2 separate regions of the Homo sapiens genome follow, and region 2 is linked to region 1. A link is a loop called in an ENCODE intact Hi-C map of the cell type or tissue named here. Cell type or tissue: OCI-LY7. All regions are shown on one strand. Links, peaks and the distances in the headings refer to the core of each region. The heading gives the core; the rest is flanking DNA.

The links. Peaks named below come from ENCODE experiments on the same cell type or tissue, not always from the same donor. Only the 100,000 strongest peaks of a DNase experiment are listed, where the experiment ranks them.
Region 2: a loop joins it to region 1, with 12 times the contacts of the local background. A loop is called at or near these places in 3 of 110 quality-filtered maps.

The regions. Positions count from the first base shown.
Region 1 is chr14:81,466,596-81,474,932 of GRCh38, forward strand. SEL1L (SEL1L adaptor subunit of SYVN1 ubiquitin ligase) reads right to left here. Exons shown (of 21, transcript NM_005065.6): 21 at 4,952-8,337. Among named protein-coding and RNA genes, the nearest start is that of LINC02308, 21 kb to the left of the region's middle. RefSeq lists an enhancer at 3,931-3,990. In OCI-LY7, for the core only: no CTCF peak of the experiment used is centred there; DNase peaks (open chromatin) are centred at 3,676, 4,026, 4,676, 7,726 and 1 weaker place; H3K4me3 peaks cover 3,140 bases; H3K27ac peaks cover 6,462 bases.
Region 2 is chr14:80,927,366-80,935,702 of GRCh38, forward strand. All of the region lies in intron 2 of CEP128 (centrosomal protein 128), which reads right to left. Among named protein-coding and RNA genes, the nearest start is that of CEP128, 10 kb to the right of the region's middle. RefSeq lists enhancers at 3,543-3,672, 3,693-3,762, 4,573-4,622. In OCI-LY7, for the core only: CTCF peaks have their summits at 447 (motif pointing left) and 646; DNase peaks (open chromatin) are centred at 2,666, 2,946 and 3,866; H3K4me3 peaks cover 3,158 bases; H3K27ac peaks cover 5,979 bases.

The DNA of each region.
Region 1 (8,337 bases), core at 165-8,164:
CCTCCGCATCCCGGCTTCAAGCGATTCTCATGCCTCAGTCTCCCTAGTGGCTGGGATTACAGGTATGCACCATCATGTCTGGCTAATTTGTAATTCAACTATTAATCAGTCCTAAGTGTTGGACATTGTGCCAAGCTCTGGGCACACACCACACTGGTGGGTGAGATGGACTGGTGCCTGTCCTTTTGAGATTTAACAATAGGGATATGAAGATTAATTAAATACCATAATCAATAAGTGCTATAAAGGGAAAACACGGGGGATGTATAACAGATGGTCTTGATTTAATGGGGGGGCAGTCAGGCAAGTCTGAGCAGAGACTTGGAGGAGAGTGAGCTTGGGCAGAGGGCAGAGGGAGGGAAAAAAGGCACAGCATAGTGTTGAGGCCCCAGCAGTGAGGAGAATTGAAATAGGTATGATGAATACTGCTCACGCACACACTCCCCCGTTAGTTCCATTAATCTCCATTAGCTCAGCTATTTCAGGTAAATGGATGTGGGAGGTCTCATTCTAAATTTGTAGACAAACTGAGTTGGTAGCAGTTAAATGAGAAGCTCTTACAAATTCCAACCAGGGAAGTAGCGTTAGTCTTGCCAAGCGCCTGAAGGCCACTGTTTAGGGAGTCCTTGAAGGTAGTGCTGATACCCGATTCACTGTGTCACCCTGTATTACACTTGATAGCAATTGATAGCATAAGTTATACACAGAGATGTGATCTAGAAGCAAGTCAAACGCTGATGTTTTCCGTAACTATTTACTAACTATAAAGTTTGCTGATACCATGGAGAAGAATGAATTTGTGATTGTGGCAGCCTCATCTGAAGAGGGCCACCATCCACTCCTTCCCTCCTTGGATGCCCAAGTCACTCCTCCACTGGGAGGTGGATCCTGTTTCTCCAACCAGCAACCCTTGAATCTGGGCTGGCCCAAGTGACCTGTGGACCAATAGGATGCAGTGGAATGATGGTTGAGTGTTTTTGTTGTTGTTGTTGTTGTTGTTGTTGTTGTTGTTTTTTGAGATAGAGTCTTGCTCTGTTGCCCAGGCTGGAGTGCAGTGGTGCAAGCTGGGCTCACTGCAAGCTCTGCCTCCTGGGTTCATGCCATTCTCCTGCCTCATCCTCCCGAGTAGCTGGGACTACAGGTGTCCACCACCACGCCTGGCTAATTTTTTGTATTTTTAGTTGAGGTGGGGTTTCACCATGTTAGCCTGGATGGTCTCGATCTCCTGACCTCATGATCTGCCTGCCTCGGCCTCCCAAAGTGCTGGGATTACAGGCATGACCCACCACACCTGGCCAATGGTTGAGATTTCTAAGTCTAGTCCTAAGAAGCCCCTGAGCACCATCTTGGCTCTTGGAGTGCTCACTCTGAGGCAGTTTTGTCTGCCCCGAGATCCCCACACGTGGAGAGGGTGATGCTGGCCAGCCCAGCCTGGGCACCAGGCATGTGTGTGAAGGAGCCATGTTGGATGTTCAGCTCCAGGTGTATGTCAAACGAAAAAAGGCTGCGGTCCCAGCCACATGGCTCCTCAAACCAGTCAAGCCATCTCACCTCACACTAGACATGGTGGAGCAGAGACAAGCCAATCCCGATGTGCTCTAGCTGTTTTTTTATGTCTTTACAACTGTAAAGCAGCAGATGTCTGCAAACACTGCTTTAGCAGCACATGCTAAGCATAGAACAGCACTTGTGAGCATGGACTAGGATGACGCACACTTGGGAGAAACGTTGCTCATTTTGTTGTTACTCTTTCCTGTTCCTTCATGGGCACTGCGTTTATAACTCCACTGTAAACCTTACCAAGCTGTATTAAGGGGACAGCATAACATAACAGTTTACAACTTGGGTGCTTTTAGCCAAGACAATTTTTTTTAAATTTTGAGACAGAGTCTCACTCTGTCCCCCAGGCTGGGGTGCAGTGGCATAATCTCGGCTCACTGAAACCTCCGTCTTCCAGGTTCAAGCAATTCTCCTGCCTCAGCCTCCCGAGTATCTGGGATTACAGGCATGCACCACCACACCCAACTAATTTTTGTATTATTAATAGAGACGGGGTTTCACCATGTTGGCCAGGCTGGTCTCAAACTCCTGACCTCAGGTGATCCACCTGCCTTGGCCTCCCAAAGTGCTGGGATTACAGGTGTGAGTCGCCATGCCCTGCCCAGTTCTTTATTTGAATTCGAGTTTTATGACTAACACTAGCTGAGTGACCTTGAGCAAGTTGCTTAGCTTGTCCAAGCCTGTTGCCTCATCTGTTAAATGAGAATGACATGACTAGTACTGACATCCTGGAGTACTGAAGATTAAATTCAATAATGGATGTAAAACACTTAGCATCTGTCACATATTGTGTTCAGTCAATGGTGAAGATGACCCGCAGAGGAAAACAGCCTCTTTCATTTCAGTCTTTCATTCATACTCATCTTTAAATTCATTTTACACTTCAGGGTCTGGAAGATAGTAGGTGATTAATAAAGGCTGTTGAATGAATGCCCACATGAAACCTTATGTTATAAACTTTATTTTAAATTTTGAGACAGGGTCTCACTCTGTCACCCAGTTTGGAATGCAGTAGTATGATCTTGGCTCACTGCAATTTCCACCTCCCAGGCCCAAGTGATCTTCCCACCCCAGCCTCCCAACCTTCCAGGTAGCTGAGACCACAGGCGTACGCCACCATGCCCAGCTAATTTTTTTTTTTTTTTTTTTTTTTTTTTTTGTAGAGACGGGGTTTCACCATGTTGCCTAGGCTGGTCTCAAACTCCTGACCTCAAGCGATCTGCCTGCCTCGGCCTCCCAATGTGTTGGGATTACAGGCATGAGCCACTGCGCCCGACCCCTTATGTATAAACTTTAATATTGACCTCTTTAACATAAACTTTACTTATAAATTGTTTGGAGTCAACCATTTTAGGACAGTGGAATGTTGTCATTTCCACCAGGAAGCCTTGTAAAGGGTCTGGTGTCAGTGGAATAAAAAGTCAATTTGGTTTCTTTTGGCACTTAAGACCTCCCACAGCTGGACAGGACCTTAAGGACCATCCCCAGTACCCAGTCTCTTGATGCCTATGAGAACCCTGTACAGCGAATGACTTGTCTGGGGTCACCCAACCACTGTGAAGACTCGACTGCAGTCCAGAACTTTCTCGCTATGGCGTCCTTCCCGTTTTCCTTCGCATAGGGCCATTCAGTGGGGCTAGGACTGACTATCACTAATCTGTTTGGGAGGGGATTGGGCAACTCAGAAGAACTCATGCGAGGATCAAACGGTTGGTTGTGTCTGGATCTTTTTTTTTTTTTTTTGAGACGGAGTCTTGCTGTGTTACCCAGGCTGGAGTGCAGTGGCACGATCTCAGCTCACTGCAACCTCCACCTCCTGGGTTCAAGCCATTCTCCTGCCTCAGCCTCCGAAGTAGCTCAGATTACAGGCGCGCACCACCATGCCCAGCTAATTTTTGTATTTTTAGTAGAGAAGGGGTTTCACCATGTTGGCGAGGCTAGTCTCGAACTCCTGACCTCGTGATCCGCCCGCCTCGGCCTCCCAAACTGCTGGGATTACAGGCGTGAGCCACTGCACCCAGCCATGGACCTTTCCCTTATGCATCTGTCTGATTTGTCATAATGGCCTGCCCTGAAATGGTGACTCACAATTACAAAGCCCCTTTAAGTAGTGGCAATAGGTCAGATGACATGGAGTTTCATTTCTCTGTAAATTGGGGTTTCATCTCTGTTCATGGGTTTCTCCTCTATTTAACTGCTCGAAGGCACAAATGTGCTCTCTTAACTTAATGTACTGTGTTGAGACTCAATAGATTCTTTGGTTTAGCTAATGTGAGAACACAAAACATCAGTCTAGTTATGAGGCTTTAATTACTTTTAAGTCTCAAATGAGTGATGAAATACAGATACCAATTACACAAACTTAAGGCTTCAATTACTTTTTCCTCCTTTTGAAATAAAGGCAGTTCTTTACAGGCCCAGTGTGGGTGCTTTCACCTACAGCACATACTTCAGCTACGGTCCAAAGAAGGCTAAAGGGAAAATACCGTGCTCTTCTCAGCTCTCGCGGTCCTGGAAGTAAATTTCCATGCACTGAAAGAAGTAAGATGGGCTGGGTACAGTGGCTCACACCTGTAATCCCAGCACTTTGGGAGGTTGAGGTGGGAGGATCGCTTGAGACCAGGAGTTTGAGACCAGCCTGGGAAACATAGGGAGACCCTGTTTCTACAAAAAATAAAAAAATAGCTGTCCGTGGTGGCACACACTAGTACTCCCAGCTATGCAGGAGGCTGGGGTGGGAGAATTTCTTGAGCCCAGGAGTTTTGAGGCTGCAGTGGGCTCTAACTAAGCCACTGCACTCAGCCTGGACAACAGAGTGAGACCCTGTCTCAAAAAAAAAAAAAAAAAATTTAAGATGTTAACCACAGAACATTGTCCAAATGATAGGTCAAAGAAAATACATGTACAGGTTAGAACAATTCAAGTAAATTCTTCATTAGTACTTAAGGGAAACAAAATCAGCTGGAAGGCTCCCCAACCCCTCACTACCATGCACTCACACACGCACGCACAGCCAGCGTTAGTCTCTACTCATTTCAGATTGCATTTAGAACAAAAAAAGTTCAATTAATCAAATTTTCCTAAGAAAAGCATCTACGAGCATGGCCACAGATGAAGGGTGAGGAAATGCAGGTGTGCAAACTCTGAAACCCACAGCTGGGCTTTCACATCCTGAAATAAATCTGTTTCCAAGAACAGAGATTTCTGTTGCCCACGTTTGAATCTTGAATCGTGTAAAACTCAATGACATATTCATTTTCGAAGTTAGAATCCTTACTTGGGATACCTGAATCTCTTATCTCCCAAGACTTATGAGACATTCTTTCCAAGTCCGAGAGGTGAATTAACGAGGTTATACTGGGCGGTAGAGAGGAGGCAGTGGGAAACCGGATTGAGCAGCAACAAATTATTTATATGAACATTCCAAATTCAGTTAACTAACCACATTCCACTCAACTTACATGAGAAAAAATTGTGTGGTTTTTAGAAATGGGATTTAATATACAATTCAGCATTAACATTGTTATGTTTAAAAGAAATTAACCCAGATAAAAAGAATTTGGCCTCTAGGGAAAATCAGAGTTCTACTCAAAATATAATACTACCAATAAACTACTAGCATAGTGAATTTTCAGGATCTAATTAAAAGCTTGTTCAATTTGATGGCGAAGTAGTGACGTAAGTGACATGAGAAGGAACGTACAAAGCCCATTACACAGCAGTACCTCCTTTTGAACTGATTAACGCTCACTTTTTCTTATTCGTAAAAAAATACCCAAAAAGTAAAAACTTTCCTTTTTATTTTTCGTAGTTTCTACTACAGAAATTCTGATTTTTTTTACTTGCATCTAATTTGTGTATCTGCTGTAACTTAATCTAAGCATACTTCCAAGCTGGTATAACCAACCTAAACTAGCATCATAAAGGAAGTTAGGAAAGAGGCTGTAGCTCATCAAGTTGCAGCCAATGAAGATGGAGGACATTCTAATGACTTGCCAGAAAGAGGCTAAGTGGTGAACAGGCAGGCATTGCCCCAGGTTGGATGGTCACCTGCTGGTGTTAAGGCTCTGACATCCGACTTCCCCCACAACTTTTAGGTCAGTCAAGGTCATCTGGGGTCACTGACTGTGCTCCCACAAGTACAATTTGAGATCTTGAGATCTGACATCTCAGTTGCCACAGTTTGCATCATGTAGGCTTTTTATCCAAGATCCAATGCTTCTGAGCTGGAACATTTTACCTCAGTTACCTCTTTGAGTTGCCTGCTGGGAAGCTGGGGGCCAAATTTGTAGCCCACTTCCAATTGCACTTTGTGTACATGTTCACTCTTGATTTAATATTTTTTCATTTCTCCTTTACTCAGAGCATATTTAGTCTAAATGTTACTGTGTGGTACGTGTCTCTGCAAGTCCTCTTAAAAAATTCCTGGGACAAGGCAATGCATAAACAAACTTTAGATAAATAATATTATAATCAGGCTAAAGTGAATCACGCTTACTACATATCAAGGCTGCTTCAAGACAAAGATATCAGAGATTTAAAAGATAACATTTCTTAGCAAATTCATGTTCTCCCTAGGGCAATATTGGACTTGTAAAAATCTGAATTTCAGGAGTTTAAAATGAAAGATAAATTCAAATTGCCACAAGTGAATGTTTTCAGAAGCTTCTGAATTTCCAAAAAACATTAAAAAATTGAATCATTCAGCTTAAAAAAAGTCTGTCTGGAAAGGTGCTTGGTTGTGGTATATTACAGCATACAGGATAACCAGAGGTGGAATCTTTATTTCACAAGTTTCAAGATACAGTACAAAACGATTCTGTACATCTCTCTATTAACAGGATTTGTTTACACAATTATATTACACTTCACCAACCTTTATACTGCATTTCATTAAATACAAAATACATTTACAAAAAGAGTCTACCATGGTGTTCCTTCACAATGCCAGCTTAAGGTCTTTTAAAACTTCCTCTTCTACATATTTATAGTGGTTACATCTTGATTATATCAACATTATGAGTTTTATGAGTTTATTTTCTAATCAAAGAGAATAGTGTCAGCCTGTTTCTCAAACCAAATAGGAAAAACAGCATGTGAGATGATTCCCTGCACATAACCAAGGAATCCTTTTCATGCACACAACATTGGACTTTTACTTGTGCAGTCACTTTAACATACAAATCATCTTTCCTTGGGATCGTTTTAAATTTTCTTGAAATACCAAGTGGGTGGAGAGCTTCTTTTCAATGAATACCACACATTTAAAATCCAGATCGTGCCTCAGGCATTCAGGAGTGTTATATTTTAATTTATATTTGAGAGTGATGACTGATGAAAAATATTTGCATGAAAATAGAAATTTTCTTTTGTTCTGATCATTTCTTACATACTTCTAGTCATAATAATGTGTAATACATATATATATTATGAGATTCACTTTCAAAACAAATATCAGCTGTCACTGAAATATAGCCCTGCTTGTCTTGGCAGGTAAAGGGGCTGTTTTCATGACACATCTTGTTTTGAAATGTGCATGTGAAATGTTAGTCCGAACCTCTGTAAAGGAAGTTTTTGCGTATGTAGTTAGACATTAATACACATGCTATACACATAAAGAATTGTGTTTTTCATTTATAGGCCTGCATGCATACTTCCAAAACACTGGTTTGAAGAATGAACATGAGGATAAAAGAAGGGAGAGAAAGACAAAGCAAAATAAAAAAAAATTCCTATATATATATTAATAAAATACTTAAGTTTCCTGGAGGCATCAACGGCTCTTTAAATAAATCATCAGATCATCACCAGATCACTGGCAGGGGTTTCCAAAACTTCCCAACAGTACAGAGACAGAATGGCTTAGTGGTAAGACTCTCACATGTAAGGTAAAAATTAACCTAATATGCAAAAAAGTAACAAATCCTTAGTATCAAGATTAATAATTTATAAATTCATCTGAGTTAAGTGCTAAACAATACATTTTGAAAAGAAGTCATCTTTGATTTACTTTTTCTTTGCCATTGACTGCTAATCAAAAATAAGCCTTACCTAGAAAACAGAAACTGAAACTTCAAACACAGAGACAGAAAAAAAAAAAAAAACCCACCAATGCTACCTCTGTAAAATAAAACTAGAAGCAAAATGAATAGTTTCAAGACAGTCGGCTAACCAACAAACCAAATGCACAAGAGAATACTAAACAGGGTTTTACTGTCATCAAGTTCGAAGGCAGGAAGACAGACTAGAAAAGGTCTTAGGAGAGATGGGCTACCATGGACAAATGAAGCCACACTCTATCTGTTAAATCTAAATTCTAACATTAAAACTCCTGAATCCTGGAGTTAGTTTAATGTCACTGACATTAACTAGCTTTAGTTATTGTCATTTTATTCAAATGGATGCCATTTGATTAGGTAAGTATTGAGCATTATTTTAGGAGAAAAACCAAACCCAACTCCTATTTGCTTAGGTACCATGTCCCATGAACAAAAAAGAAGAAGAGAGCAAAGTATTTTTGAGACAGTCTTTAAGTGAAGCCATAAGAACTAAGTTATTTGAAAGACACCATTCACAAACTGCTGGCAGCAAGTGACCCAGGGTAAAATGAAGTAGAAACAAGCCAAGAAAAGGAAATTCAGAACATTAACAATAGAAAAAGGCAAGTGGTAAACTAATAAGAAGTGTGTTTTTATATGAACAACAAGACTGCACTTTCCCATCCAGCCTTAGGTGGCACACACTGTTTTAAGAAATGTTTTCTCAAAGCACGTACTC
Region 2 (8,337 bases), core at 239-8,238, 540 kb before region 1:
TCTCCCCCTCACTCAGCACTGCAGACACAGCTGGGGCTCCTCCCACAGGAGCATGGCATGGGTGCATCTGTAGACAGCCTTTCCATAACACTTCAGGGTGACTGCACCCCCACAAGAGGAATGTCCTCCAGGTTCAGGCTTGCAAGACAGCTAGAGTCACAGTCCGCCTCTACATGCATGAAAAGAGGTGCCTGTCTGATCTGAATAGCCAGAGCACTTCGTGCAGAGTGTGACTGGGAGGTGGATTGCTTTCCCAGTGGCCCAGAAGGGAGGCTGTGGTGGCTCCCTCCCTTGCCCACCAAAAAGACCTCAGTGCATTTCACTGAGAGCTTTCCCAGCCATCTCTGTTGAGGCTGTGACCTCTGCCCACCACTGGGATACTGCATTTACCCAACTGCTTTAGTTGTAGCTGTTTTTCACCATGGGCACCTCCTACTGGCCTGAAGCCTGAACTGTTCAACCCAGTAAATAAAACAACAGGAAAATAAAATTTTAAGTGCATACCTCTGAGGAATGAGATAAGCTTCATAAGATTTCTACCATTCCAGCCCCACAGGAGAGAGTAAACCTGCTCACACACCCAGCACATCGCTACTACAACCAGCATCAGAGAAAGCCATCACACAAAGATTTTCTATAACCAGGAAACTCACACAGAGTCTTTGCCATTGAAAGTACCCAAAGCCAAAACTAGGTGACAATCAACTATAAACATTAAAGTTACATCCTCAAGGTGGGGCAGCGGGGAGAAGAAAGTTTTTAAAAATCCCTGTCCAATCAAAAACAAATTCAAAAATAATTAGAAGAAACAGTCTACCCAAATAAGAAGGAAACTAGAAAAATAATTCTGGCAATATGAAAGAACAGAGTTCTATAACACTCCCAAAAGATCACACTAACTCTCCAGCAATGGATCCAAACCAAGATGAAATTTTTGAAATACCAGATAAAAAATTCAAAAGGTTGATTATTAAATTATTCAAGGAGATAAAAAGGAAAGGTGAAAACCAACATAAAGAAATTAATGAAACAATTCAGGACATGAATGAAAAATGTTCTAAAGAGACAGACATTGTAAAGAAAAACAAACCAGAACTTTTGGAAGTGAAAGACACATTTAGGGAACTACAAAATGCAGCGAAAAATCTTAACAGTAGACTAGACCAAGAAGAAAAAAGAATTTCAGAGCTCGAAAACAAGGCTTTCTAAGTAACCCAATCAGACAAAAATAAAGAAAGAAGAATGAATAGATATGAAGAAAATCTCCAAGAAATATGGAATTATGTAAAATGGCCAAACCTAAGAATCACAGGCGTTCCTGAGAAAGAAGGTAGATCCCTGTCACTCTCCATATACATAATTAACTCGAGATGGATTAAAGATTTAAATCTAAGACCTAAACCTATAAAAAATTTAAGAAGAAAACCTAGGAAAAACTCTTCTGGACATTGGCCTAGGCAACAAATTTATGACTAAGACCACAAATGCAAATGCAACAAAAACAAAAATAAATGGGACCTAATTAAACTAAAAAGTTTCTGCACAGCAAAAGAAATAATCATCAGAGCAAACAACCTACAGGATGGGAGAAAATACTTGCAAATTATATATCCAACAAAGGGCTAATATCCAGAATCTACAAGGAACTCAAACATATCAGAAAAAAAAAAGTAATCCTATTAAAAAGTGGGCAAATGACATAAACAGACAGTTCTCAAAAGAAGATATACAAATGGCCAACAAACATGAAAAAAAATGATCAACATCACTAATCAGAGAAATCCAAATGAAAGCCACAATAAGATACCATCTTATCCCAGCAGAATGGCCATTATTAAAATGTCAAACAACAATAGATATTGGTGTGGATGTAATGAAATGAGAATGCTTATACACTACTGATGGAAATGTAAATCAGTACAACCTCTATGGAAAATAGTATGGAGATTTCTCAAAGAACTAAAAGTAGATCTATCATTTGAATCAGGAATCCCACTACAGGGTATCTACCCAAAGGAAAATAAGTCACTATGTCAAAAAGACATCTGCACATCTATGTTTGTCACAGCACAATTCACAATTGCAACGATATGGAATCAACCTAAGTGCCCATCAACTGATGAGTGCATAAGGAAAATGTGGTATATATGTATACCATGGAATACTACTCAGCCATAAAGAAGAACAAAATAATGTATTTTGCAGCAACTTGGTTAGAACTGGAGGCTATTATTCTAAGTAACTCAGAAATCAAAAGCCAACTATTTCATGTTCTCACTTACAAGTGGGAGCTAAGCTATGAGTACACAAAGACATACAGAGTGGTAGAGTGGACACTGGAGACTTGGAAGGGGGCAGTGTGAGAGGGGGTTGAGGGATGAAAAACTACCTATTGGGTACAATGTACACTACTCAGGTGACAGGTGCCTAAAATCCCAGACTTCACCACTATACGATTCATCCATGTAACCAAAAACCACTTACATCCTAAAGCAGGGGTCTCCAGCCATGAGCCAAGGACCACTACCAGTCCGTGGCCTGTTAGGAACCGGGATGCAGAGCAGCAGGTGAACAGCGGGTGGGTGAGCAAAGTTTCATCTGTATTTACAGCTGCCCCCTTCACTTGCATTACCACCTGAGCTCCACTTTCTGTCAGATCAGCGGTGGCATTAGATTGTCCTAGGAGCACAAGCTCTACTGTGAACTGTACATGCAAGGGATCTAGGTTGTGTGTTCCTTATGAGAATCTAATGTCTGATGACCTGAGGTGGAGCTGAGGTGGTGATTCTAGTGCTGGGAGCAGCTACAAATACAAATTAACATTAGCAGAGAGGTTTGACTGCCCAGAGACCGTAGTAAATCTACTGCTTGCAGACTCATATCAAAACCCTATCAGTGAGTGGCAAGTGACAAGCTGCATCTGGCGGCAGGCTTTAAGTCAGGATCTGATACTTCAGTCCGCACATGGCCCGCCCATTATTTTATTTACCACTTCTGTCCATACCTCTTTCCTGCACTATGCACTTGTCTCAGTCACTGTTTTGGTAAGCCCGCAAGCTACCCCTAGCCAAAATGAGTAAAAAACAAATGTCACTGGAGAGCTTCTTTGAAAAGGGGGAAAGATCCAATGATGGGACAGCAGAAGATGCTAAAAGTGCCAACAAGAAGAAAACTCCATTTAAAAAAATTACCAAGAGTCCTCCTTAAATTAAGAGTTCATTGCAACAGGTGATTCGCCTTCTCCAAGCCTGCTTTGTGTATGTGATGACCAGCTATGCAATAAAGCCACGAAACCTTCAAAACTGCTTCACCACATGGAGACCATGCACACTGCATTAAAAGACAAGCCTCTGGAGTTTTTCAAAAGAAAAAAACATGAACACAAAGAACAGAAGCAATTATTGAAGGCCACCACTTCATCAAATGCATCTGTACTGCGAGCATCATTCTCAGTGGCTAACCACATTGCTAAAGCTAAGAAGTCCTTTACTATTGGTGAAGAGTTGACCTGCTTGCTGCTAAGGACATTTGTCATGAACTTTTAGGAGAGGTTGCAGTTCAAAAGGTGGCACGTGTTCCTCTTTTGGCTAGCACTATAACTAGATGAATGATGAAATAACAGAGGATAGTGAGGTACAACTGTTAAAGAGGATTAATGAGTCATCGTGGTATGCAATCCAGGTTGATGAGCCTGTCAATGTTGACGATAAGGCAAGAATGCTTGTTTTTATGTGATATATTTTTCAGGAGGATGTGCATGAGGATACGATATGCGTACTTTTGTTGCCAACCAACACCACAGCTGCAGAACTATTAAAGTCTTTGAATGATTACCTAACAGGAAAACCACATTGGTCATTTTGTGTTGGTATGTGCACAGACGAAGCAGCTGCCATGACTGAACGGCTTGCTGGTTTCACTACTCAAGTCAAAGAGGGTGCTTCTGAATATGAGTCTATGCACTGTGTCATCCATGGAGAAATGCTGGGTAGCTGAACAATGTCACCTGAACCTAACAACGTTTTGCAGGATGTGATTAAAATTATCAGCCACATTAAAGTACATGCCCTTAACTCATGTCTGTTCTTGCAGCTCTGTGAGGAGATGCAGAGCACACACATCATCTCTTATACACAGAAGTGAGATGGCTTTCTAAAGGTAGATCACTGGCCAGAGATTTTGAGTTACAACAGCTGCTCCAGAGAGTTCTTTTAGAAATACAGTCACTACTGGCAGCACATTTCAGTGACACAGAATGGGTTGTAAAACTTGTTTACTTGTGTGACTGACATATTCAAATTCAACCTGCTCCACAAACTCAACCTGTCACTTCACGGGAAAACGACAACTGTGTTCAAGTCAGCAGATAAAGTGGATGCATTCAGAGAAAACTAGAATTATGGGGGCAACCAGTGAACATTGGGATTTTTGACATGTTTCAAATATTAGCAGAGATTTTGAAAGAGACTGAGCCAGGGCCTTCTTTCTCCCAGCTGGTGTATGATCATCTATCTCAGCTTTCAAAGGAGTTTGAGTATTACTTCCTAATATAGTCTGGCTGTGTCTCCACCCAAATCTCATCTTGAATTGTAGTTCTCGTAATCCCCATGTGTCGTGGGAGAGACTGGTGGGAGGTAATTGACTCATAGGGGCAGTTACCCCCATGCTGTTCTCATGATAGTAGTGAGTTCTCACAAGATCTGATGGTTTTATAAGGGGCTTTTCCTCCTTCACCTGGCACTTCTCTCTCCTGATGCCATGTGAAGAAGGATGTGTTTGCATCCCTTCCACCACGATTGTAGGTTTCCTGAGGCCTCCGCAGCCATGCGGAACTATGGGTCAATTAAACCTCTTTCCTTTATAAATTACCCAGTCTCGGGTATTTCTTCATAGCAGCATGAGAATGGACCAACATACTTCTCAACCATAAAAGATCCCCAAATTGGGAAGAAATGGTTCCGCAACCCACTTGTAAATAAACCAGGTGAATCAACTTTGTCCATGCTAGAAGAGGATCAACTTCCTGAGATTGCAAATGACTCTGGCCTTAAAAGTATGTCTGAGACAACTTCAAACCTCTATATGTTCTGGATTTAAGTCAAGGCAAAATATCCTGAGATTGCCTTGTGCACCAAAAAGCCTGCTTCCATTTCCAACATCTTATCTTTGTGAAGCAGGTTTTTCTGCAGTGACAGCAACAAAAATGAGACTACAGAGTAGAATGGACGTAAGCAACACACTTTGGGTGTCACTGTCTCCCATGACCCCAAGACGGGACTGTCTAGTTGCAGGAAAAAAAAGCTCAGGGCTCCCACTGACTCTATGGTGAGTTGCATAATTATTTCTTTATATATTACAGTGTAATAATAACAGAAATAAAGTACACAATAAATGCAATGCACTTGAATCATCCCAAAACCATCCTTCTCTCTGCCTCCCAGTCTGTGAAAAAATTGTCCTCCATGAAAAGTGCCTCTGGTGCCAAAAAGGTTGGGGACCCCTGCCCTAAAGCTATTGAAACCAAATAATAATAATAATAATAATGATTTTTTAAAAGGACACTGCAGAAGGAAGGCGCTTCTCTTTCTGGTTCCATGTTTTCCATTTGTTGCATTTTCATTTCAGCATCCTGTGTGAGGATATCCAGTGGTACTCAACTCCATCAAGTTTCAGCAGTACCCACATTGGGCAGCTTCCCATCAAGTTTCAGTAGCCCCACCCCCTACTCAGATTCTTACTGAATCTGACAGACAACCTCACAGTCAATCCCCCAGCTTCACCCTACCAGCATCCTGGAGAGGTGTTTCCTGCCCATCATTCGTGGTGTGGTTCCCTGCCTTCCAGCGTCACTCCGCCTTTAATTAGGAACAGTGTCCTCTCCTTCCCCAGCAACTGTGGATCAGCTATGGCCCCAGTAACTCAGTAAGTCTCTCCACCATTCAGGGAGCTATAGCCACACCTCCAACAAGGTAGGAATCCCAGCCTTGCAGAGAGCCCCCTCTAAGTTTATATCTCCTTTGGGCACTGTCTGTCAGCCCAGGGGATTCTTTAGAGTCATCTCTGTCCTTTTACAGATAATCCCCTTATAGTTAATTATATCAGGAGTCAGCAAATTTTTTTTCTCTGCCCAACTGTGAGCCTCTGCCAGCTGTAGCACAAAAGCACAGACAATTATAAATGAATGGGGTAGCTTGATTTGACCTGTGGTAAGCTAAATTTAGCCCATGGGATATGGCTTATCAACCTCTGCTGTATGTTAAGCTTTCCCTGTTAAAATTACTATGGGACATCTGTCTCATCTGTTTAGGGGCAAATGCTGAGTGAACTCTGAGGGACAAATCCAACAAATACGTCAAGTAGGAAAAGGAATAGAAAGTATCCTTTGGAAGTGCTAGTGACTGTATCAAAAGCAGTCTCAGTAAAATGCTTAGGTGAGGACGATGCCAGGTTGTGGAGTAAATAGGAGGTGAAAAAGCAGAAGCACTGTGTATAAATCATTCTTTTAGGAAGTCTGCATATGTGAAGAAAGAGATTAGTAGCTAGAAAGGAATATTTATGTGTGGGAAATAAGCCTTAGATTGCAAAATATTTGAGACTCTGATGCCAGGGAGGTCCGATATACAAGAAATAAGATGGCAGACTTCAGACAAGCCCGACCTACCATTAGGATCCATGCAAGCAAGTCACTTACTGTGGAGAGTCCTATGCAACCACCAGCTGAGGATGTGCTACACATCTTTCCTGCAAACACTGTGACACACTTCCCCCACCCTCTGCAGTTAATTCCCAGCTTTCAAGCCTCCTGTCTTAATAAGTTACACAAATAATGGCCTTCATCCTAAAACTGCTTTACAGTACCAGATGGTTCAGCAAACTATGGCACAGCCAATTTTAAGGGTCAGGAAGAAGATAATGATTTCTTGTCTAAGAACTCAAAGACCATCCTTTGGCAAAAGTTTATTGAGCAGACCTTAAAATTAAAGGTCAACAGGAAATGTTTTTTAAAACATCGATAAAGTAGAAACATACTGGATTTAACGATTGGAGCACATAGCTGGAAATCAGAACATCAGAGGTACAAACGCGAGAACCACCATTTACTGAGCACCTAGGTATGACAGATACTTTGCATACAGTAAAGTATCTCTGCAAAGCTTGGCTTAACCTCAGGCCAATCTTACAAGGCAGGATTTCTAACCTCCCTGAGGGCATATACTAGCTCTTGTTCATCTATTCCCAGGCCCCAGCATAGTGTCTGAGTGTCCGGCACATTCAATATTTACTTCTTAAATGAACAAAGTAGTCCCTTTTTTGCAAATGAAGAACTACTAACGCTCCCAGTAGTTAAGTAGCTAGAAAAGCCTGGATTCAAACCATAATCTTAAAGCAACCTTCTAAATAAATAGGAGACCCCATAACTGGAAACATATATAAACCAAGACAAAAAAGAATATTTGTTTTAATTTTTTTTCTGTAAAATTATGAGACTATAACTGGTATATTACTTGCTTACATTTATACAAAGGCATAATAATGTTCAACTTTATTGAAATAATAATAGCTATTGATTTACAGTTTCCTATGGACTAATTTCTGTACTAAGTGCTTTATGTATGCTCTCTCATTTGATCCTCATAACATTATTATTATCATCCCCATTTTACAGAAAACAGAACTAAGGCTTAAAGGAGCAAAGTAACTTAAGTGGCAGAGCCAGGATTCAAATCCAGGCAAGAAGACTATTTCCGAAACCCAACTTTTTAATCAGTACACTTGTTACATGTAAATGGCAGTGGTGAGAAAGCAAAAAACAAAAACAAACAAACAAATGAAAAACAGGTATACCAATGAGTAAAGGTACTCTTCCCTAAAAGCAAAATAAGCTGATAAGAATAAAGTGCTTGGCTGGGCACAGTGGCTCATGCCTATAATCCCAGCACTTTTGGAGGCCAAGGTGGGTGGATCACTTGAGGTCAGGAGTTCAAGACCAGCCTGGCCAGCATGGTGAAACCCTGCCTCTACTAAAACTACAATAATTAGCTGGGTGTGGTGCTGAGCACCTGTAATCCCTGCTATTTGAGAGGCTGAGGCAGGAGAATTGTTTGAACCCAGAAGGCAGAGGTTGCAGTGAGCCGAGATTGCACCACTGCACTCCAGCCTTCTGGAGTAAGACAGAGTAAGAGTCTGTCTCAATAAATAAATAAATAAATAAATAAATAAATAAATAAATAAATAAAAATAAAGTACTTATTGTTGTATTCAAGCTATGAGTCCCCCCACCAAAAAAAAAAAAAAAAAAAAAACAGAACACACATGAGCTAGCTTAAGTGAAACAGA